Regions from separate parts of the Mus musculus genome. Here region 1 is linked to region 2. Evidence: chromatin contacts called from ENCODE POLR2A ChIA-PET data. All regions are on one chromosome and are shown on one strand. Each heading gives the region's core, a stretch centred on a gene start or an enhancer-like site at or near the end of the contact. The rest is flanking DNA. Distances are from core to core; before and after follow the strand shown.

Region 1 (2,700 bases), core at 51-2,550, 43 kb after region 2:
TTTTCTTTCTCTTTTAATACTTTTTCTTTTTTTTTTTTTTTTCCCTCAAACTTTGGGTGGAATTTGGCCAGAGTTTCAGATAAAGGATTCCCAGTAGGGCACAAGATTTGCCCTTCCTCGTAGACATGTTGAGGGTGAGAACTGCCTCAGGAAGCAGGAATGGTGACCAGGACCTTATTAGGTCGTCCAGGTTTGTTTGTTTATTTCCCAGTAGGCAATTTTAGAGTTGCCCAGAACTCTACTCCCTACACTGATTGTATACATTTAGCCGGGCAGTGATGGCATAAGCCTTTAATCCCAGCACTGGGGAGGCAGAGGCAGGCAGATCCTGAGTTTGAGGCCTGCCTGGTCTACAGAGCGAATTCTAGGAAAGCCAGGGCTAAAAAAAATCCTATACATTTAGGGACTGACCCTAGTACCTACCTATTTCTTTTCTTTCTCTCTCTTACTTTCTTTTCGAGACAGGGTTTCTCTGTGTAGCCCTGGCTGTCCTGGAACTCACTTTGTAGACCAGGCTGGCCTCGAACTCAGAAATCCGCCTGCCTCTGCCTCCCGAGTGCTGGGATTAAAGGCGTGCACCACCACCCCGGCTCCTTTTTTTTTTTTTTTTTCTTTTTTCTTTTTTTTTTAATTTACCTATTTCAAGAAATTTATTTGTGGCAATTGTACAGGTCTTTCTATAAGGAGTTTAAAGTCATCCTTAGCTACAAGGTGAAATCGGGGCTTGGAAAACTAAAGACAACCTCCCTAAATCAATCCCTTCAAATGTCCTAGCGTCCTCCAGTTCTCTCAGAGCCGTCAGGAGGCTCGGAACCAGCAGGAGGCGCTCTGAGCTAATAAAGAGAATAATGGAAGCGCGGAGGTTCTGAGCTCAGAACCCCAGGCAGTCACAATGAGACCTACATTCAAGTCGGGCGCTAGGCTGACAGGCCACGTCCTTTTTAAGCGGCCCGGCGACCACGTGACCTCCGGCGCGCTCGGCGATTGGCTCCGCTCGTCTCACTCCAGGCTTTGGCGCCGAGCAGGCCCCGCCCCTCACGGGCGCGACCATAGTCCGTGCGTCCGGAGGTAGTTCCTGCCGGCCTCTGGAGCGGGGCTCCTCCGAGTCGGACTCCCAAGTGATTCTCAGCAAAACAAGAGGATAAGAAAATCCTTTTCTCAGATCAGGTCCGTCTAAGAGGGCCGCGGGAGAGGGGCCTTTCCTACGCGACAGAGTGGAACCGGCCCAGACTCCCCCTGCGATCCGCATCGCTTCCATCGTGGTTCCGCCCGACGCGCGGGCCCCGCCTCCGCGGCCGCCGCCATTTTGTTTGGCCACAGGGGGAGCGAGCGGGAGCGAGCGGAGCGCTGTGAGGAGGGGGCTGTCTTGCTCGTCTTCCGAGCCTGCGGCCGCGCTGCTGCGGTGCTGAGGCGACGCCTTCCCCCTGCCGAGGGGCGCGGAGCCATGTACATCAAGCAGGTAAGGGCCGTGAGAGGCGGCGGGGTGTCCCGGAGCGCGCCGCGGGTGGGTTAGGGCCGGCCTGGGCTTGGGGGGGCGGGGAGGAGCGGGGCCCTGACGAGCCGAGCGCCGGGCTGCAGTCGGCGCTTTCCCCCGGGGCGCGGTGCGTGGAGCCGAGCGGAGCCGAGCGGGACCGGGCGCGGCGGGCTGCAGGCGGAGGCCCGGCTTCCTCGGGCGCCGCGGGCTGCTGCGAGCTGCTGGGAGGCCGCGTCGTTCTGCAGGCAGGCATGGCGGTGCATGGACCGCCTTCGCGAGGCCCCGGGCTGGGCTGCAGGCTCTCTCCGCCTTGCCTCAGGCTTTGCCCCAGCAGGGCGGACCCTCGCAGCAGGTCGCGTCGCGCCTGCTCACTCGGTTGTTTACTTCTGTCAAAATGCTCTTCCCGCGCGCGAGCGCCGAGCCCCCGGGACACGCGCTGGGCGACGTTTTTCTATTGGACGGGTCAGGCTCGGAGCGTTGCGATCCTATCTATCCCCTTTTCACTTAATTTTTATTATCTTATTTCTTTTTCTCAATGGACTCATTGGGGCTGGCCAGTGGTTTGACTGAAGGATGCCCTCTCACTGGGCTCGCAGGCTGGCAAGCTGCGACCAGCTCGCTCGCCCGCCCGCTCGCCTGCCTGCTGTCTGGACCTTTACTGTCGTGCAGAGCTCGGGGTCGAAGCCGCTGGGTTTGGAGAGCTTCTCCCAGAGCAGCCCTGCACCAGCAAGGGTTGCAGGCCATGTCGGAAGGGGTTTAGCGAATCTTTAACTTGCTTGCTCCCGATCGCAATGGTCTCCGCCGAGTGGACCGTTTCTGTCTTGCCTTGCGTGAGAAGCAAGAGACGGAGAAGGAAAGAATGTTGCCCTAGAAGTGCTTTCTGTGTTCTCAAGGGTTGTCTCTTCTTTAATAGGTGATCATCCAGGGCTTCCGAAGTTACCGAGACCAAACAATTGTAGATCCCTTCAGCTCCAAACATAATGTCATCGGTAAGTAAGTGTTCTTGGTTTACCATGTTAGACTTAGAATTGCTACCGATAGACGTGACAGGCCAGGGGAGACGGGAGTTGTCTTTGAATGTTAATATTCCTCCATGGGATTACCTGTTTCGTGTCTGCACCGATGAATTGCTTATTTTATAAAAATAAAATTTTTGTGTAACTCAGACGGATAAATCATTTTGGAGCCCAGTGGTGTAAGTTAAGTAGTGGAATGTTTGCCTAGCG
Region 2 (2,700 bases), core at 94-2,593:
ACAGTGCCAGATGGTCAGTAGATGCCGGCAAGGGGCTCTTGGCCACTGGTGTATGACACGAGTGTGACACGCTTCTCTTTCAAATAAGGTACAGGTAGTTTTCATTCTAAATGGTGGCAGTGCCTGCCTTTGATACCAGCCTAGCACTCAAGGAGCTAGTCTACAGAGAGTGTTCCAGAACTGTCAGGGCTGCACAGAGAAATCCTGTCCCAGAAAACGAAAGGAAAAAAAGAAAAAAACAAAAAAAAAAACAATTTCTACCCACAGACACCCACTGTCAGTATTGAATGTTTCCAGTCAGTCTGGTTTCTATGCATTAGATGTAGCCCTTCCTTGATTCCTCCTCCCTCTCACCTTCCCCCCTCCCCTCTTCTCTCTCCTCCTCCTTCCCCTCCTCCCTCATTCTCTCCCCTTTCTTTTAAGTTCCTGTGAACAGCTGTTAGGGTCTGTGTACATAGCTGTGTGCCCTACCTTGTGCTGTTATTAACAATCGACAATCACCCTTCTTTTTTTTTTTTTTTTTTTTTTAAAGATTTATTTATTATATGTAAGTACACTGTAGCTGTCTTCAGACACTCCAGAAGAGGGCATCAGATCTTGTTACAGATGGTTGTGAGCCACCATGTGGTTGCGGGGATTTGAACTCCGTACCTTCGGAAGAGCAGTCGGGTGCTCTTACCCACTGAGCCATCTCACCAGCCCGACAATCACCCTTCTTAACAGCTGGATTTAGGAGGCTCACAGAGTGGCGTGTGTTTATAAATTATGAACATCCTTTAACAAAAACCACTTCGGAATCTGGAATTATTATTTGGAATGCTAATGGTTAACTCATTGACATTTTAACGCTGCTAATGAAGTTTATCTCAATGGGCTTTGGGGAAGCTGTCTGCTTCAATTCCCACAATTCAGAGAGGGTAGGAGGGGAATGTAAGGTGACCCTCCCCACCTCCTTTCCCTTCTTCCCCCACCCTCTCTCTTCCAGGGGTCCTTTCCATGCCACCAGAAGAGGGCGTGTACACAGGTCTAGTGTCATCCCTATTCCACTCTTCTGCCCACTGCTTTCTCACGTTCTCAATATGCTCAACCGCTGATTAGGCTGGAGTGGTTTTTCCGGCCTGTGAAATTACCTGCCATTAGTGGAAAGTGTCCCAGCCTTGTCTCTTGCCAGCTTGGGACTTCGGGCAATTTTCTTAGATTTCTCAACCTGTTTTGGTAAAATAAAGTATGGCTGCTAGGATTAAAGAGGGGGCGTCTAGATGGCAAGTTTTCCCCCAAGTCTTCCACGTCCCCAATCCAACGCGCCCCGCCTAGGCCCCCTGCTTTCCGCAGGGTTCCGGGAAGTGGTTCTGCCAGAGACTGCCTAGGAGCAGCTGTGGAGTCAGGTGACCCAACTCCCCACAGGGGTGACTAAAATACCAGCGATGCCGATTATTTGGACTTCCTGGGCAGGGCCTGCCACCGCTGTGACTGGTGGGACCTTGGAAGCAACAGTAATTAATATTTTGCCAGGTGTGATTCCAATGGCCCCGCCAAAGCAAGGGGTCCCACCCTGAGCAGGGAGCCCGTGGGAACTGCCTGAGCTGCATTCCCGGGCTGGTGATTGTGCCACATGCTCCTCCTGGGTTCCATGCAGGGGACGTCCCTAGCCTTGCCCCGGGGTTCAGATGCTGCAGGAAGGAGCATTCCACCCCCATCCTAGCACCCCCAGTCTCCAGGCAGGCACTCTCAAGGAGTCCCCTCCTAATCCACGTGGACTTGTCCCTGTAGCTCCTAGAGTAGAAGTCCTGGTGGCTATGGTTGAGAGGGCACGGGAGTTGTGGCGTGTTTATAAAAGGATAAAGCGATATAAGATATGTTCTATAGGGGTGTGGTGAGGTATGGGGAAGGGGATGTCTCAGCGGGCCCATGCGGAGTCAACTCTTCCCCCCGTGGGACCAGCCACACGGTATAGTACAGAATAGAGTTTATTTAGGGCGTGGGGAGGAGAGTTAAGAGGGTAGTGGAGGCAGAGAAAGGCAGGGGTGGGGGGCGTAGAGGAGAAAAACAGAGGTCGGCCATGAGCACGTGGAGAGAGAGGGGGGAAGGGAATGGGGAGAGAGGGGGGAGCATGAGAGCAAGGGAAAGAGGAGGGGGGCAGCGCCTTTTATAGTGGGTCGCCTACCCCCCGCTGTTGCCAGGTAACTGTGGGGAGGAGCATACCTGGCTGTTGCCAGATGACTGTGAGATGGAGTTTAGACAGAATGCTAACAAGTTGGGGTCGGAGTTGGGGTATCAGTCTTTCCCATACACACCTTCCAAATTCATAGGAGTCAGAAACTCAAAGGGCTCTGGGACCCTAATCTCCATCTTCCTCCTTTTATAGTGGGTACCACGGCTCCCGAAAGTGGATTGATTGTTCTACGTGGAATTATAAGAAAAACGACTAAATAAGGACAGTGAACTGGAAGCTGGGTTTTGGTTTTTTTTTGTTTGTTTGTTTTTTTCTAGACAGGGTTTCTCTATGTAGCCTTGGCTGTCCTGGAACTTGCTCTGTAGACCTGGGCTCGAACTCACAGAGATCTGTCTACCTCTGACTCAAAATGCTAGGATTAAAGCCATGTGACACCACCATCAAGCTGGCATTTATTATTATTATTGCTGTTGTTGTTATTGTTATTATTATTCATGAATGTTTTGCTGGCGTGTATGTGAGTGTGC

The links. ChIA-PET counts read pairs that join two places held with the same protein, here RNA polymerase II (POLR2A).
Region 1: POLR2A ChIA-PET joins it to region 2 with 11 read pairs in embryonic stem cell. The contact joins the promoter of Smc3 here to the enhancer-like site in region 2. POLR2A ChIA-PET finds 5 or more read pairs at or near these places in 4 of 5 experiments (Patski and embryonic stem cell).

The regions. Positions count from the first base shown.
Region 1 is chr19:53,599,096-53,601,795 of GRCm38, forward strand. It overlaps Smc3 (structural maintenance of chromosomes 3), which reads left to right and starts at 1,301. Exons shown (of 29, transcript NM_007790.3): 1 at 1,301-1,459; 2 at 2,388-2,463. The coding sequence starts at 1,445.
Region 2 is chr19:53,556,033-53,558,732 of GRCm38, forward strand. No RefSeq gene overlaps it. Among named protein-coding and RNA genes, the nearest start is that of Dusp5, 28 kb to the left of the region's middle. Within about 2 kb of position 1,344, at least 1 of the 3 ENCODE cell types and tissues checked has a DNase peak (open chromatin) inside an H3K27ac peak, as active enhancers do.